2 separate regions of the Homo sapiens genome follow, and region 1 is linked to region 2. Evidence: chromatin loops called from intact Hi-C (ENCODE). Cell type or tissue: PC-9. All regions are shown on one strand. Each heading gives the region's core, and the rest is flanking DNA. Links, peaks and the distances in the headings are about the cores only. Region 1 overlaps ZBTB20 (zinc finger and BTB domain containing 20). Region 2 overlaps ZBTB20 (zinc finger and BTB domain containing 20).

Region 1 (9,750 bases), core at 1,551-6,550, 150 kb after region 2:
TATTATAAAGTATTTGACAAAAGCTAAACAGTAAATATGTTACACCAGGAGAAAAGGAAACAAAGAACAAGAAAAGAGGAGTATGTGTATGTACATACTTCCCTCAGAAATCTAATCCTAAAACATTTTTTAAGCTAAATGGGACATAGTGCTTTAGTCTAAATTGTGTGTGTGTGTGTGTGTGTGTGTATGTAAAGATAAAGGACTTTTACTATGTTATTTTGGCAAGTGATTATTTTTCTAAAATCTTTGCTGAATCGTTTTATGTAGATATACTATAATACTCTTGAATAAATAAATACTTGTTCAAGTTAACCTTAGAGCTCATCAGGTAAATAACAGAATTTAAAAAAGAATCTGTAGTCTGAAACACTGTAGAGTATGCCAACTTTACACATTACATTAAGTATTCGTTCAAAATAATTTATAAATTGAAAAGTATACTCCATTTTATTCAAACAATGCAATTTTTTAAATGAATCTTACACAAATTTGTGTGTGTGTGTGTGTGTTAGAGAGAGTGTGTGTGTGATCCTCAAGACCACTGAGTCATTCTTTAAAAATATTTTAAAATCATAATTTGGTGAAGAACTTAACAACAAAGTAACTGAAGCCAGATTTGAGAGAAGAAGAATGAACAGTTCTTCAGGAAGCACCAATTCATTCCTTAACATTCAATAAGTCTTTATTGCTTCGCCCTTCCCTCCTTTTTTTCCTCTAGTCTAAACTCTGATTTGGAGCAGAAGTTAGGAGGAACACGTATTCTGGTCCCTCTTCTCTCATCCCTGTAAGGAAAAGCAATGGTAGACTAATGACAGAAAAAGCAATTGCAACAACTTTGGCAGTTTTGTGGTACTGGGAAAAAGCAGGCTTTGTATTTGTACATTTCAAGGAATTTCTTCAAATTTTAGCTTCTTTGAATGTTCCTACAACAAGCTGAAGGGGAGATAAGATCTGCTAGGGAAATAGATGAGGTTTAGAGAGGGAAAATGGAGGGACTACTTTTTTTTTATTCAAATAGCATTCAAACACATGAGCAAGATATAACTTGCAACATTAAAAAGTAAATTAGCTAGCTAAAAATAACTCACAATACCCTTCTCACTAAAACAAAATAAAATAAAGCAAAAACTCACAACCAATTATTTTGACTGGTAAAAACAGACAGTGATATGAAAGTAACAGATGGAAGCCCAGTTTTACTCACACAACACACTCACTAAAGACAATTGCAAGTGTCCCCATGACAATAACTTAACAATGGTCACTTTAGCCTGAGATATCTCCTTTAGGTGAGTTTCCTTAAAGACTTCAGAGGGGCTTGTAGAAAATACTGTAGAACGAAACCAACTCATTTGTCTATATGTAGAAATAGGCAAGAGTTGCAAATCACAGCCTGTGGACGAAAGGGATCCAGGTGTCACATTTGCCAAATCTTTTTGCAAGACTGGAATAGATATTCTTTTCTTATTTATTTTTTGTTGTATGGCAGTATTTTTAGGAGTGGTGACATTTCTGTACTTTTAAAAACACAACACTACACAGCACCTAAAAACTTTCCTAAATCAAATAATTAACAGTAATAAATCTTCCTGCTAATTTCTCCTCAAAGTTGAAAGAAAGGTTATTTTCTTACCTCACACTGAGCCTTCTGATATGACAGTGTCATTCAGTCAATAATTTCAATGTCAGTTACTGATTTCTAACTCTTTTATTACAAAGACTTCAAGCAATAATGAAATGGTGCTGATCTGCTTGCTTTCACTCTATATAACGTCTATATTTATATGCTTATGCTTCTATTTGGATCTATATTTATCTGCTTTATCTGCCTACAGTGCATCTGTTTCTCATACACACAGACATATATTTATATATATACACACATACTGTATATATATATATAGGTTATATATAAACACACATACCCACAAAAATGTATGAATGTATGCTAGTGAGCTTACTTCAACAACCATGCAGGTGCATAAATATTCAGGCACATGACAAATATACAAAGAACATAAATGAACATGTAAACATAGTTACACAGGAAAAAGAATATCTTAACAACAGCCCTGTCTGCCATACTTGGCTGTTGGCCTTTGAGACTTATACACTGTTGAATGATATGTCATAGACTACTCTGAGAAGCAGAAAAATCTTCTGAAGGCAAAAGTATATGACTAAATCAAGATAATGAATTCTAACTCTCTCATTTTCGCAATGAGGAGTCTGAGATACTAAGGTGAACAGCAAAGATTTTACAGCTTTCTGGAGGCAGAGCTGGAAGTTTTACCCAAGTCTCTGCCTGCTAGACAAATGCTCTTTCTACTACTATGCTGAATTGAAAGGATGAAAACAATTTTTTCAAACCCAATATCATTATTTTCTAATTGCCACTCTTTCCCATTTTTCCCTTTTCTTGCTGTGTGAAATGTAAACAAACAACATTCACTCAGGGTCAGGCACTGTTCTAAATATTCTATATGTACTATACCATTTAATCTGTAAAATATCTCTATATAGTAGGTATTATTATTCAAAATCTTAGTTTAGTGAATTAAATAACTCACTCAAAGCTACACAGCTAGTAAGGAAAAGGGCTGAGCTCCCATAATACTCAAGACCCATGTTTTTCTCACTTAACTATGATGCCTTCCCTAATACATATTTGTATATAATACTAACCCTTCCCTCACCACCACAGCCTGATAGTCTTAGAAATCTAATATTTGATCTGTTTCAGAACACATAACAAGTTTAAAGGTTCTCTCAGCCTGAGGAAAAAAAATAAAGGGAAGTAGAGCAGGTATAAGTTACATCCCTAGTATGCAGCACATGCCCTATACTAGAGAACTGAAATATGCAAAATTCCCCCCCAAAATTACTCCAATGATAGTGTGATGTGATTTAAAGCCTTAATAACTTCCAGTCTATGAACATTTTATGTCTTTTGCAAAGGATTATGGCAAACTGATAATATAGAATCAGATTGGAAATAAGACCACAAGAAGGCAAAGGGAAAATAGCAAAAGGAAGAAAGACCCACACCCACTTCTTCTTCCTCTCTTGGCACAACACTTCCAAAAACAAACACCCATTAAAAACAACAAACCCAGTATCAAAATTTGGTATTTTTTTCCCCACTCAAGTGTTAGAGACAAATTCAGAAAAGAAACTAAGTCTACGTATGGTAGGTAGTTTTATACAAATCTCTTCAGATAGTAACCAGTTGTGAGCCATCCGAACACGGAGGAATTTTACACTTTGGCCAGCTAACCCAGAACCCAGCACTGGGAGATGTCATGTGGATTTGTGAAACTCCCTGGGGCATACTGCATCCATAAGCCAAAGAACAGAAATTATACTGATCCATACATGCAGCTCTTCATCTGTGCCATATTGATAATTACTCTTCATTTGTGAATTAAATCCTAGTTATAAAAACAACTTTCAGACATTTGTCACAAATGGCACATTTTACTTAACTCTTTCATAACACCATCTAGCCACGGTCTATAGGAAATGGGAGCTACCATACTCCCATATAGGTCATGATATTATAGGAAGAATATGATGTAGAGAAAGAGAGAGAGAGAGAGAGACAGACTTGAGTTTGAATCCCAGGTTTTCCATTTATTAACAATAAAGCTGTAGGCACATCACTTAAATGATTCTGAAACCTCATTTTCATCACCTGTGGAATAAAGAATAAAACCACCTATTTTGCAGGAACGTTGTGAAGATTAGAGACATCCCAGCACAAAGACCCCCTCATAAAAGGGGGCATTAAATATTAATTATTGTATATTTAAGAAGTCTATTTGTGTGTGACTTTCTCTTGTATTAATGATACATAAATCTGCTGGGAGTAACAGAAGATGTGAGGTACTTTTTATGCTTTTTTAATCAAAGACAAACTTTTTGGTGATCACATGTGTTCCATGTAAAAGTGGAAATAAAAGCATATCACAGTGTAACATTTTCAGTGGACGATTTTAAAGCACTTAATAACCCTTGACTTTTTGTGATTGCTGGCACTCTCATTTAACAGTTGGGCAAAATGGGGTTCAGAGATACATCCTCCAAATCAGTAATAATAATAAAGAAATCACCAGCAGGGGTTAGTAGAAAGTCTGTTTTTAACATCTAAATCCCACAGTGTCCAGCTAAGGAATAACTGCTGCAAGGTCACAGATACAAAAGGCCACACTTTCCCCAAAGCTCTTTGAGATTATTCACTGAGGCCAAAACATTAGGTAATGCTGTGTACATCTGCTGAGATAACAAGGGTGAGTCAGGGTTAGGTCACGGTTTCAGGTTAGAGGGGTGGGGTGAAGAGTGGCTTTCAGATCAAATGACGAGAGTAGTTTAATTTAAGCAAAGAACAAACCATACAGTATTTTAAGTAAGAGGGGAAAAAAAGGGGGTGCAACTACAGCCAAGAGAAGGTGGGTGGGAATATAGACCCTGTGGGGGTCAAATGGGTAACTGTGGCTCAAAGAGGAAACCCACCCACATTCACACACACTGAAAAGCGAACAAAAAGCCCAGGGTGCAGCATAAATCCTGCTATCCCAATAACACACACAGATGTTCCACCATTGTTTTCTTTTATGCACATTTTAATTAAGAGATCAGAATCAAGCATTAAAATGTTATTAAATGGCTTGTTTACATTTTTGCTATATGTCATTTATAATGCATTTTCTAAATGTGTGTATATCTATTCGGAAGGACTATTTGGAATTTTTACATCAGTGCTACAATTGTCCCACTAACTCACAGTCATTTTTGCTAACCAAATATGTGTCAGAAATCCTTTTCAGTTTAAGCAACTGGACAGGAGCTCTCACTCTTTAATTCTCAGTCAAGCAATTCCCTACCCCCAATCACACCTCCTTTAAGCATGACAAAGTCCACCACAGTACTTCAAGACAATAGGAAGGCCCAGGTACACTGGCAACCTTTCTGATTTTTCACAAGAGTCCCAGTTTCAAATATTCTCCCATTGTGCTCACAAGAAAATAGTCTTCATATACATGCCCGACCCTTTCCCTAGAACAGTTTTGAAAATGTCGGGAACTCAAAGCTACCACATGAAGGACCCTGACCTATGAGTGTCCCCTGGAGGGGACACAGTGGAAGAAGCGGGAACTAGTAGATTTTTTTTTCCTCCCCACAATCCATCTTCTATTTGCAGTCTACAACTTATCCCTATTTGCCTGGGCAGGAATTTGAGTTCTCTATATTATTCTGGAGTTAAAACAGGTATGCCTTTCCCGTCTCTCAGATTCCACAGATATCATGACTGATGCACACAATCCACCTGCATATGTGGATCACAAGTATCCTGTAGTCTGCTGGCACCATATAACTTAATTACTTTTAACCACAGGGCATTGTCCTAGAAGCCCACTATTTATATTGTACCTTATCAATCATGGTACTTGGAATTGCAAAGTCTCAGAAAGCAGGAATCATATCTCCTCCACGTTCAGTTCAATGCCTAATGCATTGTGAGTGTTCAGTTAGGACAAGCAAGAGAGGTAAGGTTTTTTCTTTCTTTTTGTTATTTGTTTGTTATCCAGGATAAGCAGAATGCTTGTACAGAACATGCATAAGAAAGAAACGCAATCTAATCTCACTGTCAATTTATATTCTGTAAACTGTCTCATTTGCAGCATAAATGACTACAAAAATGTTTTGGTTACTCTAAGTGTTAACCTTAAGGTAAGAGTTAAATTAAGTCTGCTATAACTGGTGGACCAGAAAGGACTCAGAGAAAAGCAACAGCATGGCTTTGAATCAAATCACTTTTGGAAGAAAACTTTAAGATGTTACCACCGAAAAAATAAAACTGGCAAAATGCTCTGGAGGGCATCTTAGCAATATGCATCAAAAATTTAAAAAATATATGAAGACTGTTGACCCAGAAATCTCACCTCTAGGAATGTATCTAAAGGAATTACTCAAAGATCTACACAAAGATTTAGAAGCAAGAATGTTTACCATGGCATTATTTATAATTGTGAAAGACTGGTAACCTTGTCTGACAATAGAGAGTTGATTAAATAAATGACAGTACATTCCTAGACTTAAATACTATGCAGTTTAAGAAATCATATTTTAGATACCACTTAATTACATGAAGAAATGTTTTTGGAATACTGTTAAGTGAAAAGGCATATAACCAACAATATATGTACAGGAAAATATATTGTTTAAGTAAATATTGCTAAGTTAAATATTGTTAACTTAAATATTGTTTAAGAAGTGATAGTTGTGTACACACAAAGTGCAAAAAGACCAGAAAACACTAGAAGTGCTTGTTTCTGGGTAGAGAAATTATAAATAATTTTTGTTTATTTGAACTTTTCCATAATAAAAGCACATTTATTTCATAGTAAAATATTACTTAAAATATTCATCTATACCAACCTTCCTTCTCTAAAGGCCTAAAAGTGACCCTCTGTAGGCACTCTTTTGTCTCTAGAAGTCTTCCTTCTCCTGTTTTTATAGATGTATGTGTTGCATTCTAAAATCTTAAGTATTTGGGACTATGTAGTTATAAAAGATACCCTACCAATTAAACAAATAAAAAATCTTATTAAATCTGTGGTTTTAATCTTAGGTTCCTGCTTAGAAAAAATACCAATTTCTCTTTAAGTCCTATATTTTGCTTTCAATTCAGCCTCCATAGTATTAATTAGTTATATTATTTAGGCCTGCAGCAGAACAGTTTCATAGTTCTTCTCATTCTCACAGTTCTTTGTAAGAGACACCACCCCTCTCATGGTTCTTACTCACCCCTACACCCACAATTGACCATAGGTAATTGTGCAAGAGACCACAAATAGAAAGAAAATGAAGGAAGCCTTAAAAGGCCAAGGTAGTTCCAAGTTATAAAACAGAGAAAGGCTGAAAATTTAGGCAGAGATGTGGAGAAAATCCGAGCCATGACACTTAAGAATGAACTGGAGTAAAGATCCATGAGCACCTGGTGCAGGGAGAGACAACTCTACCTATCAATCCAGTACATGCTACTCACACAGGACTATTAATTCTAGTAAATAACCACAGCTTTAGGAGGGGCAAATGTTCTGGAATAGGCTGCCTGTTGAAAATACAAGTGCTAGGGCCTTTCCATAACCTATAATCAGGACTTCCAGAAGTAATATCCAGGCATCTTCATTGAAAGCTCCAAATGTGATTCTGAATTATACTAGAGGTGAGAACCAATGGGCTACTGGGGAAGTTCAAATCCCTTAGCTCTAGCCAACTTTTATAAATTCATCTCCCTTAACTTCACAAACATATACACTCTGCTGATGCTAGACCGGTGTCCTTGTTCTCCATCCTTGCTCCGTCATAAAGAGAAAGCTAGTTTATGTCTTTGTACAATCTACTTATGACTTTATATCTTGAATGCCCTGACTGCTCCTTACTACCTGTTTAAATCTTCACTAATTCCAACAATGGGTTAGAGTTTCACCTTCCTATGAATTCACATTGATTTTTCCTACACATTAAACTACAGAATCTGTGTCTTCCCCTATTTCTACTCTTACATCAATATGAAACAATAATTTGTTTGTCTTACAACTCAATATGATCATAAACCATATGTGCCCTTAGAAAGTGTTCACATGGTTTTGTTGGTACCTCTTTGCAATGTATATCAGGGAATTTTAAAAAATAGCAGACTGAATTGAGACCAGTACTTGCATGTTCATCATCATATAATATGGGACATGTATATTTACCTCCAAACATTCTCAGAGTTCATTCTTCGTACCCTGTAGGCTTATGCTGTAAAGAAAATACATATGCAGAAATAAAAACAGAGTTTGAATCTCCAGTCCTAATCCTTCCTCTGAACTCCTGTCTCATGTATCCAACTGCCTACTACATCTCTTTATTTGGAAAAGAATTTCAAATTCAACATTCTCCAATACTAACTCATAATCATCTCTTTCCCAAATCTGCTCATTTCTCCATATCCCCTATAGCTCCCAACTCCATGGGATATTGCCATTTATCCAGTGGCTGGGGTGAAATGCCTGAAATTCATCACACCTGATGTCTCTCTCATGTAAAACCACATTGAGACCCTCAGCAACTTTTGTCAGCCCTACCTTCAAGTTATGCAGAGTTGAACCACTTTTCATCCCCTCCCCACTGCCATTGCCCTTTGCATAACTGGGCTACTATGATAACTACTACATGCTCTTCCTGTATCACCCTGACCCTGTAGACTGTTCTCCACAGTGTAGCCCTGGAACTCTTTTAATATGTAAATGAGATCATACATGCTTAAAAAAATCCTCTATAGCTTTCTGTCAGTCTTTATCATGGCCTGTGTGAGCTGGTCCCTACTTATCTACATGATCATTCTTACTTTGGTCCACTTGAGCCACACATTTCTTCTTGCTCTTCCTGGAAAATTTCAAGTTGTTCCTACTCCAAAGTCTTTACAATATCCATCCCCTTTCCCTAAAATGTTCTTCCTGCTGGTCACCACATGCTTAGGTTCTTCTAATAATTTAAATATTTGCTCAAATATCTTCCACTCGGTGAGACCTTTCCTACTTACCCTATTTCAAATAGCACTTTCTAAATTATATATCCCTATTTTCTACCTCCTTATTATGCATTATTTTCTTCCTAGATCTGATCATTATTTAAAATGATTTTTTTTTGTTTACATAATTATTGGCTGTCTCTCCTTCCACTATAAAATAAGTTTCATAGGAAACTTTGTTTAATTTCTCACTATATTCCCAGTAATTAGAACAATGTCTGAAACATTATAGGTACTTGATAGCTATTAAATGACTGAATGAATAAGTAGATGAATAAAGTGTTCCAGTACTTATAAATCTCATCCCAGTCACATAAACTTTAAATAGGAAATCTTTATTCTGCATGGTGCAGCGGCTTCTCTGGATTGTCCCAGAGGCCTCTATTCTTTCCATCTGACTGCACAGGCCAGTCTGGGAAACCACCTACATGCAATAGCTCACATGTCTTATAATAAACTTCTTGGGAGGAGTAAGTCAAATTAGATAGTTAACTAAAAATAGTATCTCTGAGTTTATAAAGGAGACGTTTTCCCAGCCCAACTGGTCCTGGTAAGTTAGACTGGCATCAAATGCTGACATGGCAATCTTATGCTTGATGAACCCTCAATCTGGAGAGGAGTGAGCTATACTTTTATACTATTTATTTTGTGAAAGTTCCAAGTATAGTTCATCTTTGTATCCACAATGTCAAGAACATTGCTGAGCAGAGAGTAGAGCTTCAATAAATGTTTATTAAACAGATGAACAAACTAATCCATGAAGCAAACAACATTCTAAGTGCTATTCTTCTATGTCTAAGCTTTGACGATGCGCTATATAAAATTCATTCTTGCAATTTTCCTTCATAGATTAGACTGAAAAACTCATCGTGAAGGACCATGTCTTATCCATCTTGTATCCCAAGTTCTTAGTACAGTGCTGGATGTAAAAGGAAGAAAAACTCCAAAGCAAAGGATAGAGAAGTTAGAAGTCCTGGCAGCGATCAGTGAGTATTAAAGAATGCCAGTATGACGTGATTATCAGATGTTAGGTGATGAAAATCATGCCAGCTAACATATGGATTTCTACCCTGTTTCTGTATAAGACTTGAGCTCTAAATTTAGTTCCTGAACACAGGGGATCAGAGTTGAAGGTGATTATTTACTATGAAACTGCTATTTTCCAC
Region 2 (9,750 bases), core at 1,746-6,745:
AAGGGGTGTATGCATGTGAATGCATGTGTGTTACTATAGGCACACAGATTTAGGAGTAATACCTCCTTTGCCCTAATGTTACATAACAGCTTACAATTTTCTTTCAATTGAAATCTTTATTTCAAGTATTTATTAAGTGCATACTAGGTGTAAAGTTTACAATAAGACTTGTGCAAGGTTTACAATAAGAAAACATAAAAAAGTTCTATTACTGAACAGAAACTAGTTTAAACTTTACTGCAACATTTTTTAAAGAGTGTATTTTCATTTTTATATTAATTTTCTATTATTTGTAATTCTTAGGCCACTGACATAACAGTGCTTTCATTAGTGCTAGATATGCCACCTTGACACAATTTAAAAATCAATAATTTTTCTTAGTGTACTTGGATATCTTCCTTTTCCTAAATAGTGGTTATGCATTTGGATGAAGCCAGTGAATAAGATGGCTTTTGGTTTAAATTTGCACCCAGATCAGTCCTGATAGAAGGCCATGTGTTTCTCTGTAAGAGACACATGTGCATGTGCATATTCTCTGCCTCACTCAGATTAGCCTTATGGCCATGGTATCAGAACTGCAAATAGTTATATTGTGGATTCTTTCTTGTTTGTGGGTGACAGGAGAAAGGAAAACTCACACTTTTTTTGAACAAAGCACCATGTAGATATCCAACTGAAGTGGGCTCTGTTCATCCTCAATTCAGGTGTGATGAAAACCTACAGGGAGTTGACCTTCAGTACTGACCTTTTACATTATCTCATTTCTCTCATGCAACTTCTGTCTAAGGATGGGAAGAGACCTAAGAGATCTATTAGTCTCAGAATTACATTCATCTACAGGTGTGCCAAAAGGATATCAAGTTTTAAAAACACAACTGCACTATTTCTTTTGTTTTTCTTTTTATTTTCTTTTTTTTTTTTTCTTTTTGAGACAGAGTCTCACTGTGTTGCTCAGGCTGGAATGCAGTCGCATGATCTCAGCTCACTGCAACCTCTGCCTCTTGGGTTCAAGTGATTCTTCTGCCTCAGCCTCCCAAGTAGCTGTGATTACAGGTGTGCATCACCATGCCCAGGTAATTTTTGTATTTTTAGTAGAGACGGGGTTTCGCCATATTGGCCAGGCTGGTCTCAAATGCCTGGCCTCAAGTGATCCACCTGCCTCAGCCTCCTAAAGTGCTGGGATTACATGCGTGAGCCACCACACTTGGCCTATGACTGGACTGTTTCTTAACATTAATATAAAGCAAAGGTTGCATAAACAATGGATGTAGGAAGCTCATTCCTTCATAATTATTAAGAACTGAAAAGGTACATTGAAGAAAACTAGCCATGAATAAGAAAATAACTTCTTCACAGTGGTTAAAGAGAAAAGGTACTGAAAAAAGTAAACAAACATATGAAAGCCTCTTAATATACTAAGGTATTACTATATATATTTCTGACCTTTGGCTACTGAGAAAATGTGAAAGATGACAATTCTATAGCTATTCTATATAACGGCAGATGCTCCTCTTATTCCAGGAAACAAAATCCTTTTATGACATTTCACTAAATATCTAATCAAAGAGTATTTTATGTGCTCATTTCAGATAGTCTCATTCACTTGCCCTTATAACTTTAAATGAGTTCTTTTCTTAAGCAGGCCAGCTTGTATATTATTTATGATAAAATACTTTCTTTAAGATGGATTCAGTGTTAATTTTGTACTATATGACTTAGTACAGTGGGACAATTACATATAACACTTCTTCTATCAGCCCTATGTTTCTATGTTCTTTATTAAGATATTATCAAAGTAATAGCAAAATTCTGTTAAATGTTCAATGTATATCTTTACTGCTAATTTTTTTTCAACATGGTAATATTACTGGTACCACAGTGACTCCTCATATCTTGAATATATGCAGTACAATTCATTCTCTACTAGCATCAATTTCTTTTTGTAAACAGAAATTTGGCTTTAACACAGCAATTTCCACCAAACTATATAAGTGCTAATGATGACCAATTTAGGACATAAACAGTTTACTACTGTCCTTTGAGCCTCTCTCTTTTTTCATTTCTCTAATCATCACACTAAGGATTTTTTTTCTAGAAAGCTATGGGCAGAGTTGATTTCACAGAGTTACAAGTTGACCTTTTTCTTTTTTTTTTTTTTTTGACTGATGCTGTTAATAGAGTTTTGGTGACTCTATCAGTTAAGAGGTATACCTTGTACCTGACATTTTACTTGCTTGAGCAACTGGCCCCAACTAACTGATTTTTAATATTTTGCTTTTCTGTTTCCTCAATTTTCCTTCCATAAAATATTTTTTCTACTTCTATATAACTTCTTTTTTATTTTTTTGAGATGGAGCCTTGCTCTGTGGCCCAGGTTGGAGTGCAGTGGCGCGATCTCAGCTCACTGCAAGCTCCACCTCCTGGGTTCATGCCATTCTCCTGCCTCAGCCTCCTGAGCAGCTGGGACTACAGGTGCCCGCCACCATGCCTAGCTAATTTTTTTGTATTTTTAGTAGAGATGGGGTTTCACCGTGTTAGCCAGGATGGTCTCAATCTCCTGATCTTGCGATCCGCCTGCCTTGGCCTCCCAAAGTGCTGGAATTACAGGCATGAGCCACTGTGCCCACCCTATAACTTCTTTATTTATTTTTTCTTCCCTTATCAAATTCCATCTCATTTTTCTTACGCAATTAAAATATTTCCTCACTACAGTTTGGGTCAGCGGTCAGTCATATTTACATCACTTTTTCCATAGTTTGGTTGATGATGTGCATAGAGTATATGCACTAGCCAAACTGATCCACATTCACTGTGGATAGGCTGAAGTCCAAATTGTAAGCTGATTTGTCAACAGCTTTGAGTAAGCCTGATGCCAGACAATATTTTAATTCTTCAGTGATATTTCCTCTTCACTTATGAAGGAAGCCTTGAAGATGGCAAGTTAATAAGTGCATTGTTTTAACTCTGTAAATAATGCTTTTTGGGGGGTTGTCTTTAAAGATTCTCATTTACTTTTTATAAAGAAAGTTATAATTTCTTATTTTCTGGTTCCATTCTTGATCTCTTTATTTTCCTTCAGTTTGTGGATTTGCTCTACTTTTAAAAACTCATAACTTATGAGTAATTTTACAGATCCCAAGATATAGTTTGTTTGTTTTTTGAGACAGGGTCTCACTCTGTCACCCACGCTGGAGTGCAGTGGCGTGATCTCTGCTCACTGCAACCTCTGCCTCCTGGGTTCAAGCGATTCTCGTGCCTCAGCGTCCCGAGTAGCTGTGATTACAGGTATGTGCCACCATGTCCATCTAATTTTTGTATTTTTAGCAGAGACGGGGTTTTGCCATGTTGGCCAGGCTTGTGTTGAACTCCTGGCCACAAAGGATCGGCCCAGCTCAGCCTCCCAAAGTGCTGGAATTATACACATAAGCCACCACAACTGGCCAAAATAAATTTTTTTAAAGAGGATACTGAGCATCTGAAACAAGGGGGGTTTGTAGACTCACAAGGATTAAAAATTATTTCGATTGTCTTTAAATCGATTGTTTTTTAATCGATTAAAAATATATTCGATTGAATATAGTGATGCATTTATCAGTCTATCATTCTGTAAATAGTATGGAAAATTCTGGAAAAAAATTCCTGTTCACAATAAAAGAGATTCAATTTGCGTAACGATATTTACTGTGTGCCTACTGTGTCCTGTCCTAAGACACAGTATTAAAGTTCTTTCACTTAAAGAGTTCATACCTAGCAGAGGGATTAGACAAATTTATAGACAATTATGCAAATTAAGTAATAAGCTTTACAAAAGAAGTGCACAAAAATTTATTGTGGGCGGGTGGTATATACAAGTCAATGACTTTCGTTGCATGGGAGAGCTAAAGAGAAGTAAGCAATAAGGGCCTCAGAAAGTTAGAGGCATTTGGGATGAGCCTTTGAGGATAGGTAATATTTGATATATGGAAATGAAGATAGAGATATACATAAGCAACAAAGTGAAGAATGATAGATTGGAAGTGGGCTATTCAGGAAAAAATGCTTTTCTTTGGAAACCATGGATAATATTTCAGCTTCTATTCTTATAAATTAGTCTCAGCAAAGTTGCCACTTATCATATGTTCAATATGAAGTATTTTCCTTGCCTATAAGAAACACTACAAGGATGTGAGTAGAGGTGAAACATAGAGTAGACGTGTCCCAATTGTACCCCAGATGTGTTTGTAAACTTCTAGGTATGGTTTCCAAAGAAATAAAGCTCACAGAACTTTTATTAAGAACACTTTTATTTCTATAAATAAATGGAAACTCATCTTCAGCTAAAAATATAGTGGCGGCTCACATCTATAATCCCAGCACTCTGGGAAGCCCATGTGGGGGGATCACTTGAGGCCAGGAGTGTGAGACCAGCCTGGACAGCATAGTAAGACTCCTTCTCTACAAAATATTATTTTAAAACATTATTTGGGCATGGTTGCTCATGTCTATAATCTCAGCTACTCAGGGGGTGAGGTGGGAGGATCATTTAGCCCAGAAGGTGGAGGCTGCAGTGAGTCATGATTTGTCATTGCACTCCAGCCTGGGTGACGGAGCGAGACCTTGTCTCTAAACAAAACAAAACAAAACTTGGAAATTCTAGATATCCAGGTATTTATTCACTACCACATAGCTTAACTGTATTTCCTTATTATTTTGTCTCTAGCTGAAGTTCTCTGGAATGGTCATGAAGAGAGAAAACATCAAAGATTAGGAAATCTATCCCAAAAAGATCACAAAATCAAGGACAGTGACACCTTTTTGAGCTTTTTACTTGACTCTTCCTGTTTTTTTTTTTTTCCACTTCCCTTAGTCATTCACTAATCAGTTCTGCTTTAGAACCATTAAAATAATAGAAAAGTTACAGAAACTTGGTAAAATGTTTCTCTGGCCTATTTCCAAACCGCCCAAAATTAATGGGAAATGGTTAAAGTCAAAAAAGCTTTTTCTCTGACATGGATTTCTAAACAATATAATTATGGTTCACTCCATGGTTATGAGCTTTGGGAGCTCCCACAAAAAAGTCTTTGCTGCAGATGTGGCCACTGGCTGCTATACCAGGCAATTTGATTCATGTTTGTTGTTGTTAAAAAAATATATAAAACTCTCTTATGTTGGATTAAGAGGCTTTTAAGAGGAAGCTAGACAGAAAGGCCAGGTCTCTCTCTATTTGCTCATTCATGACAAAGGTGGAAGCTTCAAATTTGTGATACATGTGAAGAAGGTGTCTGTTACTTCGTGTTACATTTTTGCCTTCAGAATTATTGTTTTCAATCATTCTATTTTATATAAATGCACAAAAAATAAGTCCAAGCTAAACTAGTGATGCTGGGTCACTCCAAGAAGTGTCCTCAATATAGCTTCACAAATTTACCCTTTTCTCTCCAAATCCACGTTTATTTCTTGAGACAGTTATATGATGTTTTGCCAAGAAAGCAACTGGGAGCAATGCCTTATGTTTAACTGGGCTTTTAGATTTGAGAAGCAATCCAATCCAAGACTTCATGATAAGACTTCCACAGCAATTGGATATTAGTGACATATAAGGACCTTAAGAACTCCACCATTTTATACTCTATATAAATGTATGATGTGGTACACAAAGTATTAATCAATACTTCATGAGCATAGTAGCTCTGTTTATACCAATTTCTAGCAATGTACATTAGGCAATTTTGTAGAAAAAATATAATAATTGAAAGTATAATTTAACTTCCACTCCATGAACACTTAGCCTCTTCATACCATCCTCTTCCAAGCATTTCTTTGGTCCTTGGAAAATCAGTGAAAAATCTGAAAAATTGGGATTTTGTGTTTGATTATATGTACATTTACTACAAGTATACTGGGCTTTCCTTTTCTGATGCTATAGAGATGAACTATAGCTTTCCTAACTCAGTCTTATTATTAGCCAGGTCCAGTTTATATTAGTTAAAATGAACATCATAAATTTACAGTATAACTTATCTGGTACATTCCTTCTATTGTAGTTTGAAAATGTGCCATTCAGGACTGAAATGACTTAAACATAATCAGATTTTATTTCTAGAGAAGTAAAGTCTATACTTCTATAATTCTGTGAACCCATCAGCAATTAACTTTGTCCCAGTAGAATTAATATAGTGTTCAAGTTCAGGATTGAGTAGATGAGAAGAGGAAGGAACAATAAAACTCATTCACTCCCATGCTAGGTTCTGCAAAATAGCTTCCATATTCCCATAATGTGATATTTATCTTCCTTATAATAGCACATTTAAAGTCAGTAACCCTAAAAATCTCCTACATAAAGGTTTGCATCTTTCCCCTTAAAAATGTACAGATGAGCTTGTGATAAAGAGATGATGTCTCCTGCCAAATTGTAATATCATATAGACCAGTTCCAGGCAAAGTATTGAAGAAGCAGTCAAAACTTCATATACCTATCTATCCTTGTCAGCCTCACGTATTCATGGATGGGGTCACAGCTTATCCCTTTATTCTTTTTGGTTAGAAAGTCTTTCCAGATGAGGTCATCATTTTCATTACTCTGTTTCTTCCTCTCTCACTAGAGTGTCTTTCTAAAGGAAACCAAGGACCACTTCAGTGAAATATTGAAGGCAGGGGAGGCCCTAAATGATTAAAAGAAACAAAGCTTTCCCATAGCACGTGTCCTTTTCTTTGTAAGGAGATGAGGTAATATATAATCTTCCCACGTTACTACCACAAGGGCATTTTGTGGCAGGGAGAGATGGATTTCTGGGAGTGAAATCCAACTGCAAAGCAAGGGCTATTTTCAGAAGGGCTTATCTTCAATATCCTCATTTCAGAATTGGTCTCTTTGCTCAGAGCAATACCTTGGGCAACACTGAGAACTCCCATCTCTAAGGTAAGAATAAAAGTTATTTCCTCATTGATGGAATATCTGATGAAGAAAAAGGAAGACAAAAAACAATAAATTATTCTCATAAAAGGTGATGCATATGAATAAATGTCAAATCCTTCTAGTATTTCTCATGTGGCTTGTACACAAGACTTCTATTTGATCTTTGGCTCTGCAGTTTCTACCACTAGATGACCCACATGTGTAATCTGGATAGGCAGCTAGTTTGCTTACATATAAATTAAATAGCCTCAAGTGTCAGCAGATCTCTGTATCTTTTTAATATCCCCCAAACTGCTTCAAGTAGGAACAGCTACAAAGAACCTTACCAAAGGACATGGAATTCACACTTGCCAAAGAAATCACTGCACGTGTAAATTAGAAACTAATCATCACTTCCTCTCTGGTTACAGTGGCAGCTTTGCCTCATAGTTTATGTTGAAATATACATTTTTATGAAATATTTCTCACTGTAGTCAGCATCAATTTAGGAGTATCAAACACTAATTCCCAGCTCCAGCATACCAGAAAACTAGAGACAGAGAAGTGCAGACAAAGGGAATTGACAAAGGCCTGGACTTTTCTTATACTTGAAGAAGCTAATTGTATTTGTAAATTTCTGGTTAAAAACCTGACAATTATCAGATCTGCCACTGCAAGGCTATTCCTCAATTTCTTCATCATATATTTTTCCCTAAAGTCTCTCAGAGAAGTAAAGGGCTTCTAGAGATGAAAATGAACTTGACAATCACGTTGCAACTCAAACTGATCTTGATTCTTTTCGTCACTTTTTAATTTATTGCAGATGGTGTAAATGGGATGTTTACTGGTTGGCAGGTAATGAGTCTTGTTGTAGATAATAGTGATGGACAGAATCTCACGCCTGTCGACATCCCAGCATCTCAGCAGCTATATATGGTTATCATCCATTGCTTTGAAGCACATATAATATTGTGACAGGATGCACAATATTTCCCCCATAGAAACGATGATTGGTACACCTGAATCTCACTAGTTCACATGTCATTTGTCCTGATTCCATCCTCACTGTCCACATGAGTAGACATTCTAAGATGTGATCTAATGGAAAATGTAATCTGTTTAAACATCCAAACACTCCTCTTCCAAGGTATCACCATTTATCACAACTGTCAGTGCCCCTGTGGAAGAGTAATGACCCTCAGGCATGGGATAATGCTCCATAGAGGCCTTATGAATGCCACTGTGAAACACAGAAATTGACCAGTTTTCAGTTGGGCTGGTATGTGCATCATGAAAGATCTGCACTTACTCACTAAATTACAAGTGGCTGTTTACCCTTTATACAATAAAGTCTAGGTTGGGAAGCCACAGACCCTGCTGACTTCAATTGTCCCAAACATGTGAGTACTAGATTTGGACCTGCCTTTGAAATGGACTTAAGCAGCTTGAAACTGGAAGTTGGATCACAGTCATTCAAAAATACATTGGGAGATAACATAGGTGTCATTGCCTTCCACTTTTTTGCCTTTTTAAAAAATCCTCTCTATCAATGGAGGATAACAACATCTCACTATCCACTATTAGCAATTAAAAACTAAACAGGGTAAGCATGCCAGTGAAAAGTTAACTATTTGTTTCCTTCTTGTAAGCTTCCCTTCATCCAGAAGAAAATCTGGATCTGGATCTGTTCATATATTGTTTCTACAAAGCAGAACAAAGGTGAACAGTTATGTGGTATGAACTCATGATTTTCAGGTCCCTCCCAATGGGTCCATTTCCTCATTGACGATTTCCTTGAAGTCCCCTGTACCTTCCCAATCTTATCTACATTTTCTATGAAGTCACCTTAGATAATAGGATCACTTGCACTCTAAGACTGTTTACATCTCAGTAAATGCTCTATCACTATGAAAGTTTCATCTAAAACATATCTATTCCTCAGTGCTCAGACACCCTGAAGATACCCTTCAGGATGTAGCATCCATATGAAGTCACAAAATACCAGTTGATCTTCCCGTGGAAATTGTTTTCCAATCTGTATGAATTGAATGGCTCAACTAAATAAATGAAGAAAATGAAATATTTTACTCACAGTGATTCATTCCATATTAAGAAAATACACTAAGTAATGAATGGCCCCTATGAAATCATTACAGTTATGAGCATCTTTTCTACTTGACAGATCTCTGTTCCCCTCGCAGATGAGTTATGCCAACCTAACTATACTTTTGGTATTCACAATATTCTGATTATTAGTATCTCCAAAGATGGGACTTAAGACACTTTCCTGAGAAGAGAAATTTACAATTAGATACATCTTAACAATTAATAAAATTAATGAGATAATGAAATAAGAAGCTCTCAGTATACTGCTGAGGATGCAGAAATCTTTTTGAGAATTAGGAATGTTCTAGAAGACAATAAAAAAGATCAGATTGTGAACTGAGCAAAACAACCTTTGATGTGAAGTGTCAGCCAGAAATGTCAATCCAATTCAAGACTGCATACAAAGGGGCACTGTGTCTTTGAGCTGAGAGGTATTATGTTACCTGATTATCTTCTCTGGAAGAATGCATTATGGTTTAGACACTTTTATTACCTGAAAGATGTAGACAAATTAGGGAAGATTAACAACCAGTTTTATTAGGAAGTAGCAGATGAGCTGGTGTGAATGGTACTGGTTGTTATGAGTTCTGTATTCTCTTTTCAGCTTTGATATGCTCTCATGTGGGAATAGTCATCCTTGAAATTTAGATAGGATAATTTATATTCTTTTCCCCAGAGAAAAGACAGTTTGGGAATGAAAGGGAGGGGAAGTGTTTAAAACAGCACAAGAACCTGGGATAACAGAAGGGTCAGAAATTCTATTATAGAAT

The links. A loop is a pair of places that touch in the nucleus more often than their neighbours do. Peaks named below come from ENCODE experiments on the same cell type or tissue, not always from the same donor. Only the 100,000 strongest peaks of a DNase experiment are listed, where the experiment ranks them.
Region 1: a loop joins it to region 2, with 12 times the contacts of the local background. A loop is called at or near these places in 2 of 110 quality-filtered maps.

What each region holds. Positions count from the first base shown.
Region 1 is chr3:114,702,502-114,712,251 of GRCh38, forward strand. All of the region lies in intron 5 of ZBTB20 (zinc finger and BTB domain containing 20), which reads right to left. Among named protein-coding and RNA genes, the nearest start is that of MIR4796, 36 kb to the right of the region's middle. In PC-9, for the core only: no CTCF peak of the experiment used is centred there; DNase peaks (open chromatin) are centred at 4,280 and 6,040; H3K27ac peaks cover 2,817 bases.
Region 2 is chr3:114,547,609-114,557,358 of GRCh38, forward strand. The region is part of intron 6 of ZBTB20 (zinc finger and BTB domain containing 20); the gene reads right to left. Among named protein-coding and RNA genes, the nearest start is that of ZBTB20-AS5, 99 kb to the left of the region's middle. In PC-9, for the core only: no CTCF peak of the experiment used is centred there; a DNase peak (open chromatin) is centred at 4,573; H3K4me3 peaks cover 335 bases; H3K27ac peaks cover 1,289 bases.